Regions from separate parts of the Homo sapiens genome. Here region 2 is linked to region 1. A link is a contact called in ENCODE Hi-C or POLR2A ChIA-PET data. All regions are on one chromosome and are shown on one strand. The core of a region is the stretch at or near the end of the contact, and the rest is flanking DNA. Distances in the headings are between cores, read along the strand shown.

Region 1 (7,246 bases), core at 3,469-5,968:
CTTTATTTATTTTTTTATTTTTTTATTTTTTGAGATCGAGTCTCACTCTGTCACCCAGACTGCAGTGCAGTGGCGCAAACTCGGCTCCCTGCAAACTCCACCTCCTAGATTCAAGCGATTCTCATGCCTCAGCCTCCTGAGGAGCTGGGATTACAGGTGTGCATCACCATGCCTGGCTAATTTTTTTTTATTTTTTTGGTAGAGATGGGGTTTCGCCATGTTGCCCAGGCTGGTCTCGAACTCCTGGCCTCAAGTGATCTGCCTGCTTTGGCCTCCCAAAGTGCTGGGATTACAGGCATGAGCCACCACACCCGGCCAGATCCTGCTCCTCTTACCCCCTGTAGGGCCGATGTGGTCAGATCACAGTATCTTCCTTTCCTTTTCCATTTCCTGTTCTTTTGAGGTAGAATAAGGCCTTTTAAGTGGATTTTGATCCTCCATGCGTTTCTGATGTCCTCCTAAAAATCTGAATGAGAGTTTTCTGAGTACATGCCAAATTCTGAAGCTTCTTTACCCTCTCACTGACTCTTCTGTCAGTGTCTGAATCAACCTATTTCCTGTAGCCACAACATTCTAGATATAGGCCTTTCAAATTCTCCCCTTATGCTTTAACTTTGTGATAATTTCTACGATTTTTTTTCAGTCCAAGCTGACGCATTCTCCCCATACAATCAGGTGTCCCTTCTTCATTATCTACCCATTGATGGATCCCTTCACCATACTGAGGCTCTGACCCAGAGCCTGGGTAATTGAAATCATGATCACCAGCAATAATATTAGTCATAAAGCATAGATAACATGCATTAAGCACTAGCTTGTGCAGTGAAATGGGCCCTATACTATCCCCCATTTAAAAGACGAGGAAACCTGAAGAATACAGCATTTAAGTCATTTACCTAAGGTCACCCAGCCATTATAAGATGAAACCAGGACCTGAACTCAGTTAGTCTGGCTATCTTAACCCTTGAGGGTGAGATGGAGCAGGGACCCCACTTAGAAGCCTGCCAGCCCACATCCCTCACCCATGCACGGAAATAAAGGAAAATCTTGAGCTCCTTCAAGGGAAATTCCAGGTACCTAGCTAGCCCGGAGAATAAATAAGCCACCTGATAAGCAAGAAGGTAATAGTAGCTTAAAGCAATAGCCAAGGAAATTAGAATCATAGGATGTTTGGTTCCCCTACAGAAACTAAAAATAACATCCTAATATATGTTCCTGAGTTGTTTTTCAGAAACCCGACCCCTGACCTAATGCCATTATCTGAGATCTCTGTGCCAGTGGATGGAAAATGCTATCTTCCTCAGATGACCTCAGATAGTGGGGAACTGAGGACTGAACACTGACTGCTGTTCTTTGTTCTAAATTTCTTCCTGAGAGGCCTGAAGAAGGTCATGCCCATAGGCCAGAGCTCAATATTTCTGCTGATCCCAAGTTTTTAGACAAATCTTAACCAATCACATATCAGAAAATTTTTGAATCCACCTATGATCTTTGGCCCTCCCAACTTGAGATGCCCCCCTTTATAGGCCAAACCACTGTATGGCCTCCATGTGTTGATTTATGACTTTGCCTGTAATCTCTGCCTCCCTGCCTTTAAAAACCCTTCCATGTAAGTCATCAGGATGTTTGGGTCTCAGATTCTCCTTGTTTGGCATCTTGCAATAAAGACTTCACTTTCTCTCACTGCAAATCCTGTTGTCAGCATTTGGCTTTGCTGCACCAAATGGGCAGACCCAAGTTCGGTTGAGTAACAGGGGTGGAGAGGAAAGGTAGGCTTTAAGAAACTGTAAATGAGGCATATAAATGTACAGATTATGCCTTCAAAGTCCCTCTTTGACCCCAAACATGAGTAAAGCATAGAGAGGAACAGGATCTATTTCTGACTTTCAGACCCAGGCATCAACAATACAAAGGCCAAAGATTCCATGTATCAGGACTCAGTTTGTTTTGAAATGAGCCTGCCCCAGCTCCTGCAGAACTTCACAGCTTTTAGAGTTGGAGCTCCAGGACAAGTCTGCCCTGATTCTAAAAGTAAACCCATCCCTGATGAGGAAAGACTCTTTGTGCTATCTGTGAGAGACTGCCCGCTACACTGTTATTCCTCTTACAAGTCTGAAGTCCTGCCCAGGCTCCACCCTGGCTGTTTGCAGGTGAGAATCTCTCCATAGAGGAGCTTCCCTCTCTCTTCATGGTACTCTTAGAGTTTTGAGGAAACAATATCACCTCTTTGCCTGTTTAGAATAAACTGAGAAATAAATACTTGAATAAAAATCACATCAGCCTTGTGGCTAGCAATGCTTGATTTGAAGGACCCAGCTCAGATCTCAAGTGAACATGGCCTTCCTAAAACATTTTCCCCTGAAGATCTACGCTTCAGGACAGAACTGCAATGAGAATCTCCACTTGCTTCATACCTAGTGAAGAGGGAAAAGTCCCAGAGCCCCAGAGATAGATGTCATGCGTAGGTGACCTTGGACCTCTTTGGTGGAAACCAATGGATATCAGACATGGGACATGCCACTAGTCTCAAGGAGAGAAGCCAGACAGAGGAAAGGAAAGCTTCCCAGACTATCGCCCTCTCCAAAAGAACTCAAGACCTGATCTTGTCTGATGCTGCTGGTATTGTTAACTGTGTCTTCCCCAGCATTCTGAGTCATCCTTTTAAGAGAGACGTAAAGACACAAATACGAAAAAGTGCACCTGGGAGAGTCTGTGACAATCAGAAATTGGTGGAGGTGGGGAGTGTGTTAGTCTGTTTTGCATTGCCATAAAGGAATACCTGAGGCTGGGTAATTTATAAAGACAAGGGGCTTAATTGGCTTCAGTCTTCAGGCTGTACAGGAAGCATAGTGCTGGCATCTGCTTCTAACAAGGGCCTCAGAAAGCTTACAATCATGGTGGAAGGCGAAGGGGTGTCAGTGTGTCACATGGCGAGAGCAGGGACCAGAGAGGGAAGAGAGAGATCACAGGGTCTTTTAAACAACCAGATCTTATATGACCAAACTGAGCGAACTCACTCATCACTTAGGGGATGGCACTAAATCACTCATGGGGGATCTGCCCCCATTATCCAAACATCTCCCACCAGGCCCCACCTCCAACATTGGGAACCATATTTCAACATGAGATTTTGAAGTGACAAACATCCAAACCATTTCAGGGAATCATTTCAAAGGGGAGTTGAAAGAGGCCGAACCTGACTGGAAATTCATAGTATTACCTAAGTCCATCAGCCAACTTGCAAAGATTCCTAGGGAGCCTAAGTGTGGCCAGGTAGGGAGAAAGGAGACAAACAGAATGCACCCCTCACACTGTATTTGAATAAATAGTGAGACTGAAAAGTACTAAAATATAAAAGAAAATTATCTAAAGCATGCAAAAGATTTATGTCAAAAAATTTTAAAGATTAATCACAGGAAAATTTAGAAAACTTTAGACAGTAACTGCATTAAACTTTTAAGTAAATTGAAGAAAAGAGAATTAATGAAAAATAGTTGGAAAAAAACATACTAAATCTAAGAAAGAATTTAAGGAAACTCAAAAAGCATCACAGAATTTTCAATGGCATTAGAAAAAGTAAGGATCCCAATATGCAAAGCAGAAAATAAATCAGTAATATGGAAGAGAGATTTGAAAAAATAAAAGCTTAAAATATAAGGATGCAGGACATAGAAAAAAGTGACCTGAGGGATGATAAATAAGAAAACAAAAACCAATAGAAATTTCACCTAATGAAAATTGGCCAGCCTTAAGAAAGAAAATAGAACAAATTAAACAACAACTACAAAACATGTCTTAGATTTATTGAATCTTCAAATAGAAAGGATTAAAAAAGTTAAAGATAATTCTAATTTATAATGACCTCATTCTAATGATGAGGGCAGAATGCTGGAAAATACTCCTGTATTCCTTAGTTAATACAATAAAGCACAATAAACTATGGTAGGTATATGGATAAAGGCAAATGAAAATATTGGCAGAACTATAGTTGGACACGTGCTGTCTTTTTTAGGAGAGAAATTCTGGCTCATTTGCTCTTAGACATAAAGGCAACAGCTGTCAGCTTTGGCAGAACATTGGAATCACTTGAAGAGCTTTTAAAACATGGATGCTTGGGTCTCACCTCCAGGAAATCAGATTTAATTGGCCTGGGATGTAGCCTGGTGATTCTAAGCCATGAGTGGGACCCTCTGCTCTGCACTGGCCCTTGTGCTGATGAAAGCAGGGTGAAGAAAGAAGGGAAATAAATACAGGACCCTTGGGGTGAGACAGCCATGTATGCAGGACAAAAAGACCTCAGAGCCAAAGTCAGGGAAATGTCAGGTGTAATCCCAGGAGGAACCTTTGGGACCTGCAGTCAGGCCTCAGGGCCACCACTAGGGCTTGGTGAACTCTTCACCGTGCACTTCATATGTCAGCATCCACCAGTCTGGGACATTAGGACTGAAGGCCGCACCAACATAGATGGCATTAATCTCATCTGGCTGTCTAATCTAACCTAATATCTAATCTCACAAAGTCCCACATGTTCACATCTTCAATATCTCCCACCAAGGACTGGTTTGTGTCAAAGCTCTCAGTGAAGGAATCCTGCTCCTGCCCCAGGATGATGCCTGCCTCTGTCCCCACAGTGTATCCCTTCTTCAGACTCCTCCTCATCATGGGCTTCCCATCCACCCAGAACGCCATGATCCCTGAGGCGGACTCCAGTTTACACGGAGGTACACAGTGCAGGAGAACTCTTAGGAGACTTGAAAACTATCCCACTTCCACCCACGGATGTGCTGTAGCCTCCGGTCTTTTCCTTAGAGAGGAGGATTCATTATCTAGTCCTCATGGCATAAGAAAAAAAGGCTATGTTCACAGGTCAGGTGCATATAGACATGGAGACACACAATAAAGGCCTTGAGTGCCTTCTTTAGCTCTGCAGTCAGGATCACAAAGGAATTGTCTGACTCTGGGAAAACACAAAACCCTTTTTGTTCACATCTGTAGGATAGAAAGCAGAGAGAAAAAAGGTCATCAGTTAAGCTTGTCAGGCCACAAAGATGTATTCCTCGCAATGTACCAAGAGATTGGACTTAGAAACCACAGCCTGAACTCTGCCCCAGGCCACAACCTCTCACCCATGCTGGCCCTTTTCCCTAACTTGGCTTTGCACAGTCATATTTACAGGACAAGATCTCAGCCATCAGCGGAAGCAATGCCTCCCTGTCTGAGGGAAAGCACTGGGAAGCTGATGAAAACCAGGAAACATGGAAAACTCCATGTTTAGAGACCAGGAAACTCCGTGTTCCCTCCCTGCTATTGGTGTGCCTGGAATTTGGATCATTCTCTTGAAAAAAAGTATCAGTGGCTGAGATTCTGGGTTTGCACATCTGAGATCCCTCTGTTTCAAGTCTGCCCCACCTCGACCTCATATGTGCAGCAGTCAGGATGTCTCAGCTGGTAAATGATTTTCCAAAATTGCCCCCTTGGAGCCATGAATCAAAGCTCTAAGAGCAAAGAGAGCAAGATAAATCACAAAATGAGAGATCAATATGGGTTATTTATTAGAGAATGTGTGATGCCTGCTGCTGCTCCAACAACTCTGTGTGGCATCGCCTGGTGAATTAAGACAGTCACATTTTGAGAATCCGTTCTAGGGAAATGATGCAAAATATTGGGAGGGGGAACCTTTTTCACAAAGACAACCACTTAAAATTACTTAGGATAGCAAAGAGAAAAATGGGGCATGTTTAAGTAAACTGTATATGTCTACATCCACCAAATAGAATAGATAGCCATTTAAATGTTAGTGGTGAATTTTATACTATAACATGTAAATAAAAATGCTTTTGATAAAAGAAAAAATAACAGACTTGTATATACACTATTTTTAAAAGAAGTGACTATTTTAGAAAAAAAGTGTAAGGAATGCTTCCAGACAATATGTTCTTATTATAATAATGGAATTATGGAGGATTTTTTTCCTCACTAACTTTTCATAATGGGATTGTATTGCTTCTAAAATGAAGTGTGTGTGTTTACGTGAGTGTGTGTGTGTGTGCATGTGTAATTAAGAACCAAGGGAAGAGGGAATGAAGATCCCATTTTATGAATAGGACACCCAGTCTCACTGTGGTTATTTGGCTTTATGCCCAGAATGCCTAAAACAGAACAATATCAGTTGGACATCCTAAGCTATGTATACATTTAGGTACCAAAGTATTTCACAATATATTAATTCCCATATAAGACATCATTTCATGTAAAAAGAATCTGGAGCTTATTCATCATGATCTTATCATGAGTTTTCACATTGATATCCAATGAGAAATTGATAATAGAGGCTGTTTCTCCATTGACTAGGAGAACCAGCTAACATGTGGGCAGCATATTCGAAACGCGCAAGAGAAAAAGGACTATTACAAATGGTGGTACATTTCTGGACTGGTTTGTATTTTAATGATGTATAGTTTTAAAATTTTTAATATCCTTTTACAAACTTTTTGCATCTATTTTTTTAATTATATGACTGGCTTAAAGTAATTGCTCCAAAAGCTTTTGTTCTCTCATTCTAACCATTTGCCCAATAAAAGGTACATGTATAATTTAAACAAAAATAAATCATATAGGTGAAAAGATTGGTACAAAGAAGGAAGAAGATGTTTTTCCAATGCCAAATTGCCTTCTTGTTAGTGTCTGTCTGGGCTCCTTAGGTAAGTTAAAAGAATGCAGCTACCAATGCAATAGGTGAACACTGGTAATTTTATTGATTTCATGGAGCCCACTACATTATAGAACTACCTCCAAAATGGATATGCTGTAAAGAAGGCCTAAAATTGAAAAAGAGAGGGAGAGGCAGAGAGAAATAGAGATGGAGAGAGCAAGAGCTAAAGCAAAAGAAAGAAAAGCGCGAGAGACAGAATGAAAGACCTTCCCACAAACCATTTTACAACCCACCCCTGGCTCCAGCAACCCGCCAGTACAGCTCTATAACTGCTTGCAGCATATCACAGAGCATTCAGTGAACTTTATCAGGAGAGAAGTGTAATAAGCTTGCAATGCAACCTTTACCCTTCCCTCAGATATGTTTGTTTGGGAAGCCTCTTCTCTCTTCCTCCTATATCTGTGATGCTCTGATAAAAATACTGAAGGATTTCAGCTTTTCAAATATCTTGGCACTTTGGTTTCTCCACACTACAGAGATACAAAGTATTAATTGGGGAAAAAAGAGAACACTCTAAAACAAATACAATATTTG
Region 2 (7,246 bases), core at 3,104-5,603, 120 kb before region 1:
GTCTGAAAGAGCTACTTTGGTAGAAAGGTCAGTCATAATCTCAGGTGGACACTGATTTTTCTCTGTTGTTGGCTGAAATGTTATTAGGTAGGCAACAAAGACATGATAGCCACTCTGTCAAGAAGAGACAATCTATAAACTGTGTGGGAAATATGCATTGAATCCCAAGTCTCCTGTGGAGAATCTTGTTTCTCTCCTTTTGTTCTTTGTCAGAATTACTGAACCTTAGGAAACAAACTCCCTTCCTCTTTCTCCCTCCATCATTCCCTGAAACTTGGCTTCTGACATGCTCACTTTATGAAAATTACTCTTTCAAAGGTTACGACTGAAGTTTTTATTGCTAAATCCAGCATGCATTCAACTTAGATCTCTCTGATGCATTTAATACCACTGGATACTGCTTCCTGGACACTTACACTGACTTGGTTTCCATGACACCACACGCTATCCTCTCTGCCAAACATAATTTTTTGTCTCCCACCTCCCTCCCCACCTGCCATTCTTATCTTGCCTCTAACACCATGAATGTGAATGTTTCCTCAAGTCAGTGGTTGGCTCCCTGACCTTTCCTCTCTTCTCTTTTCCACTGAAAGACAAAATTCATTTTTGTTTCATTATCATTTATATGTTGATTTCTCTGAAACCTGTATTTCTAATTCCAAGTGGCCGTCACATATTACAAATTCTCCAAGACCTTTCTTACACATAAGTCATACTATCATTTCAAATTTAGCATTTGAGGAACCAAGTTTACCACCTACCCTCCACCTCCTCCAAGTGAACATCCTCTCAATTGTCCTATCTGTACTGGCAGCACCATATTTTTTTTCCACATGATTTGCAGTAAGAAATATGGTTCCATATTCTATATATATATTTTTAATTCTCATCTTTGTCCTTTTTTGCACTTACAATAAGACCCTGCCATCAGTCTAAGTTGTGTATCTTTGGTTTTATCCAACCACATATCAGAGTGATAATCAGTTACTCTTGATGCATGCCTCCATTGCCTCTTTCCATCTAAATGCTCTCAAATTCCCTTACAACTGACAGAACACACAGCAAATAATTCTTTACTGAACACAAATCTTGTTCTACTCAGTCTCTTCCTATCCAGTCTTTCCCATTGGTTACTGTGACTTAATGTCTTCTACAAACACCTGAGGTCTCAGAAACCATCTTTAGGTTATTCTTTAATCCCTCAGGTGATCTCCAGTTATATCTCATACTTCTGCTTTTTTGAAGCTCCGAGTCAGATCCTCTTTCTGCTACTGCTGATGCCTTCTTCCACTATGCTCTCTGAGGGTAAACTTTGTTGCATGCCAATTAATGTAGCCAAGACAACTCTGTTTGTGGCACACAGGTGGACCTGTTTCTCTTCAGCATACTGTATCTTTTCTTCCCCCAGCCTCAACTCTTCCATAGCCATCCAGACAGGAGCCGCCACCTTGACCTGAACTTTCACTGGCAGGATGGCACCCAGGAGGATCCAGCAACAGTGAGGATTGGCTCACTGTGAGGATTGCACCCAGTTCTGAAGACCCAGGATTCATTTTCCTACATCCTGACATCAGAACTTTTCCTTTCTACAATAAAAATAATTCTCAGTTTCCTCTTTGACAACTCTTGAAGTGCAGGCTGTTCTCTTCCAAGGCCTGAGAAGCATATTCTGGGGAAGGAAACTAGACAACAGAATCAGACTCCACTTTTTCTCCCTTTTCCAATTATACTGTAGACCCTACCTTCCAACCAGGGTTTCCTTTTCACAGTGTATAACACAACATTTTCATATTCAACTGCAAACCCTTGCACTTGGCCCCAACAGCTATCTAAAGCCGTTATCTCCAAGCTCTCCCACCATGAGTCTAAGGCTGTGTCACTTATCCCCAAGACCTGTTCCCTAGGCTTATCTCCCATTAGAGAAGACTCTCTTTGATATTAATTTGCAAACCATTTTTTGTTAAGATAATGATTATTTATTTATTTATGAAGAAAACTAGAAGCATCTGGTAAGCCCTGTGTTCTCTGAGTTTTATGGCACTTATTAATTAACATCTGGAAATGTTAGGGAATTGCATAGTCCCTGGGTTCTCAAGAAATGTTACCTTCCTGCTCCTACTTCCAGTATTACCTTATCATATTATTCAATTGTATTCTACTTTTTGTTGCTAATAAACTGTTTCTTGTAAAAAAAAAAAAATCCTCACACAAAGTTGAGTCCTTTGATTCCACAATATGTAACAGTTTCTTTTCATGTGTAAGAAAAATTGTTAGATGAAACCAATGATCTAAATATAAATAAGTCCTAATACCCAGATTCAGTCTAGAAGGGATTCAAGATAAATACAATAATATCTATAATATGAGACAGATAGTGGTAACAGCCATAAAGGCTCTAAAATGATGGTAATAATAACCATCCAGATACTGTTCCATGTACTTTATGTATATCATAGTATCTCATTTATCCTTAGAGAAACACTGTGAGGTAGATAGTTTTATCTTTGTTTCACAGAGAAGGAAACTAAGGTTCAGAGGGGTTTAGTGACTTGCAGAATAGTCAGCCACTAGTAAATGGCAACATTGGAATTCTATCCCAAAGTCTTTGATCTTAACCTTATGGGAAGTACGAAAGAGGGGAAATAATGTATAGTTGGGATATTAGAAAAGTCTTCATGAAGCAGATTGTTTTTTATTTTTTATATTTTTGTATAAATTCAAGGCATACAAGTTTAGTTTTATTACATAGACAGCAATAACATAATAGTGAAGTCTGGGCTTTTACTATAACCATCACCTAAATAAGCTTGAGATTAATGTGGAAGAATGGCTGGAATTCCTAGAAACAGGAAAAGAAAATAAGAGAGAAATTCAAGACAGTATGAAGGCACTGAATAGAAGTAATGAAATCAAGAAAGCCAGGAAGGTATAAAGAACAACAATTAGAGGTGTTTGACTGGAGAATAGGATTAGATTCTGAGATAATAGCCAGGTTAGAGCCAGATTGCAAATGGCATTGGCTTCCAAGCAAATGGTCTGTATTTAATTCAGGAGTCAATAGATGCATAATCCCAACTTTATCACTAACCTATACTGTGCAACAAGCCAGATAAGGCTTCACAACCTGGGATTCCATTTAGAGAAAAAAAGTAGAGAATGGAAACTCCCCAGGGATGAGAATAGGAAGGATACTTTGAACAATGATAGAGAAAGTGTATTCTTGGTGGCAGTGATTGTGTCATTGAAAAGGCTGATTAGGTCTGTGGTGAGCTAACAGAAGAGAGAGTGAACAAGAGGCTAAACAGTAGGATGAGAAACAAGACACCATATAATTCAGGGATGAGAGAGAAAGAAATAATGTGGCTAGAAAGAAGAACTTCAGTTTGATATCTCAGAGGCAGAGAAGGTTTGAGTGGTGGTTAATAAACTGTACAGAGAGAGAATGAAGGAGACATAGAAAGAATGAAGGTGGAGATCTCTGGGGCTGTGAGAGAGCCAGTGACCACTGAATCCCCAGCACCTAGTGTAGTAACTGAGAGCTAGTGAATAAATGTATTAGTGGGGTCATCACCAAAGATGGATTAGATATACACTCAATGACCAAGGACTCAAAGAAGAGGAGAGAAAAACTTGGGGAGATGCTGACATCTCTGCAGGTAGCATGAAGTAACCAGAAAACAAGTCGTAATGAGAAATGGAAAGATCTAGGATAAGGAAGCACCATGATATGCAAACGAAAAAAAAGCACTGAGTAGAAGTAGCAGAAAAATACTAAGCTTCATGGGGACAGAAAGTTTATTCTCCAAGTCCCTCTTTCCCCTTAGCTTTGCCTGGATGTATTACTTGATGTTGAATTAGTCAAAGTTGAAGGCACTTTTTAGGGTCTTCAGCAGAAAGCAGAATCCTAGAATATCCTACAAATACAAGACAACTTGAGAACTATAAAAGAAAGAAAAGGCCTTGTTCCCATAGCCCACAAGAGGGCTGAGCTCAGCGATACACTCTGTGTGGCTCAGGAGCTTCTGGCAGAGCACAGAGCCATCAGAGAGGGGGCCCAGAGAGCAGAGAGAGGCTCTGCTGACATGGCCAGCCCAGCGCCTCATCCCATCCATAACCCTGCTGCCCTGCAATGACTCTCTTCCCAGCAATAAAATCTGGGTCACAGGAGTTGGAGCTCTAGCCATCACTTGTCTCTAATAAATAACTCCCATTGATTTTCCAGCTCAGGGCTCACCACTCCTTCACCGTAAGCGCCAGGAGGCAGACCTGGAAAATCACTCACATATTATTGGTGCTCTTCCTCCCCCATCCTCACCCAAGGTGCATATAAACCCTGAATAACCTGAAGTCTAAGGGCATGAATATCAGACGCTAGGGGGACAGCCACTGTGTTGTCTGCTACCCTCATCCTGGTCACTGCTTCTGCTATAACAGCCCTAGGCCAGGAATATGAACAAGCCGCTGCTTTGGATCTCTGTCCTCACCAGCCTCCTGGAAGCCTTTGCTCACACAGGTAAGGAGGTGAAGGAATGGTCAAGAATCATAAAGTGAGAAAATAGGTTGAAGCTGAGATATCTTTTCCCTGCATTTATACTGAAGGTCATTATCTTTCTTTCTTTATCCCGCAGACCTCAGTGGGAAGGTGTTTGTATTTCCTAGAGAATCTGTTACTGATCATGTAAACTTGATCACACCGCTGGAGAAGCCTCTACAGAACTTTACCTTGTGTTTTCGAGCCTATAGTGATCTCTCTCGTGCCTACAGCCTCTTCTCCTACAATACCCAAGGCAGGGATAATGAGCTACTAGTTTATAAAGAAAGAGTTGGAGAGTATAGTCTATACATTGGAAGACACAAAGTTACATCCAAAGTTATCGAAAAGTTCCCGGCTCCAGTGCACATCTGTGTGAGCTGGGAGTCCTCATCAGGTATTGCTGAATTTTGGATCAATGGGACACCTTTGGTGAAAAAGGGTCTGCGACAGGGTTACTTTGTAGAAGCTCAGCCCAAGATTGTCCTGGGGCAGGAACAGGATTCCTATGGGGGCAAGTTTGATAGGAGCCAGTCCTTTGTGGGAGAGATTGGGGATTTGTACATGTGGGACTCTGTGCTGCCCCCAGAAAATATCCTGTCTGCCTATCAGGGTACCCCTCTCCCTGCCAATATCCTGGACTGGCAGGCTCTGAACTATGAAATCAGAGGATATGTCATCATCAAACCCTTGGTGTGGGTCTGAGGTCTTGACTCAACGAGAGCACTTGAAAATGAAATGACTGTCTAAGAGATCTGGTCAAAGCAACTGGATACTAGATCTTACATCTGCAGCTCTTTCTTCTTTGAATTTCCTATCTGTATGTCTGCCTAATTAAAAAAATATATATTGTATTATGCTACCTGCATTTGTTTAGTGCTTGTCATAGTCCCATATCTTTATCTTATGTCTACTACTTATCTATCTACTAATTGGTGTTTCATTGGTAATTGGTGTTTCATTATCCTGAAAACTCCAATTGCCAAGTACGGGGAGGAAAACCTGTAAGTAACTAGAAAGATATATCACAAAGCCAGAGCACTCAATGAGCACAACAGTGGCAATACTTAAAAGCTACTAACAATCATTTTAATGACGATTCAAAATATGTGTGGAATTGTAATCACAATTCTCCTATTTGTTTTTCCAGCTACAAATCGATCAAAAAGGGGTCTGAGGTTGCATCAGGTAGACAACTATAATGATATAAGTAAGCAATAGTTGAGAACCTGACAGCAAGTAATAAGACAGGAAGAATAAAACTAGAAGAAGTCAGAATGAAAACCAAAAAAGTATGAGACTGGGATCATTTTGTATGAAGACAAACATAACTTTATGTCTCAAAAACCTCAGTAGGACTGTACAATGCTTGATTTTCATAATGTTCTCTTGATGTCATCAAAAAATATTATACTCTGAATATTGCTCACATGAATATGCTGTCTAAAATTCTTCCATGGATTCACACTTCTTACAGGACATGATTTAAACCTCTAAATATGACATTGCCCTCTATAACCTGGTCCCAGTTACTCTCTCTGAAATGTACACAGAGAGTATACACAGAATACTCTCTGAAATGGACTTTCCATGTACATTTCAGATACAACTCTTAGCAGAGCAAGCCACATCCTAACTATCACACTGAAAAATAATTGTCAGATGCTATTACTAGTAGTTATTTTTATGGTTATGAAAAGCATGGAACACAGTGCCTGGCACATCGTCAACAGATATAAGTTGCATTCCCAGAGAAGCAAGGATCCCAGAGGGAGTTTGAGCTACATATATGGGAAATAAGACAGGCTTTTCTCACTGATAATAAGTAGAGCATGTAGTCAGTGGAATCAGAAAGATAGCATCCAGAAGCTTCAGGATGGTAACCAATGTCATGATTTCAAACTCATGAGGCCATTTGGCCAGAATGAACAGAGGCAGTCACCAGATATGAAGAAGTAGGATAGAATCTGGAAACTCCATAATGGGACAATGGGGTGGAAGCAGAGGAGAGCAGACAGAACCTGGGAAGATTTGCTGAAGTACTTAAATGGAGCAGCAGGGGCTTCATAAGAACATTTCAACCTCATTTCTGGTGAGGTGGTATGATGGTTTGGATATGGTTTGTTTGCCGCCACCACACGTCATCTTGAAATTTTATTCCCAATATGGTGTTGTTGGAAGGTGAGTCCTAGTGAAAGGCATTTGGGCTATGGGGGTGGGTCCCTCATGAATGTTTTGGTGCTGTTCTTACGGTAATGAGTGAGTTCTCACTCTTATGAGAGTGCATTAACTCTTGTGGGATCAGATTAGTTCTTGCCAGATGTAGCTGTTATAAAGCCAGGATGTCCCTTAGATTTTGTTCTCTTCGCACATGTTCACTTCGCCTTTGAATTTCTCCACCATGTTTTGACACAACACAAAAGCCCTCACCAGAAGCCAGAGGCATGATCTTTAACTTCTCAGCCTGCAGAGCGATGAGCCAGATAAACCTCTTTTCTTTATATATCACTGAGTCTCAGGTATTCTTTTATAGCAACACAAAATGGACTAAGACAAGTAGAACTTACTTAGAACATTGAGTTGGTTAGGTAGACAGGGATTTTAGCAATATGAGAAATTATTAATTTCTGATTGACAGCTCATGAGTTAAGGCTTGCTTTACGCTTTCTCAATATTAACGACCTTTCCATAAACTTGTACTGTGAGTACTAGAAA

The links. A loop is a pair of places that touch in the nucleus more often than their neighbours do. ChIA-PET counts read pairs that join two places held with the same protein, here RNA polymerase II (POLR2A). Pooled maps may share reads with other maps.
Region 2: a loop to region 1 is called in a map of right lobe of liver, with 4 times the contacts of the local background. The contact joins the promoter of APCS here to the enhancer-like site in region 1. A Hi-C loop is called at or near these places in 2 of 168 maps with a recorded cell type or tissue (posterior vena cava and right lobe of liver) and 1 of 50 pooled maps. POLR2A ChIA-PET finds 5 or more read pairs at or near these places in 2 of 52 experiments (WTC11 and activated CD4-positive, alpha-beta T cell).

Annotation. Positions count from the first base shown.
Region 1 is chr1:159,700,619-159,707,864 of GRCh38, forward strand. It overlaps the pseudogene CRPP1. Among named protein-coding and RNA genes, the nearest start is that of CRP, 10 kb to the right of the region's middle. Within about 2 kb of position 4,719, at least 2 of the 41 ENCODE cell types and tissues checked have a DNase peak (open chromatin) inside an H3K27ac peak, as active enhancers do; they include right lobe of liver, where a contact is called at or near this core.
Region 2 is chr1:159,583,473-159,590,718 of GRCh38, forward strand. APCS (amyloid P component, serum) reads left to right here and starts at 4,354. Exons shown (of 2, transcript NM_001639.4): 1 at 4,354-4,513; 2 at 4,629-5,393. The coding sequence starts at 4,450. The coding sequence ends at 5,236.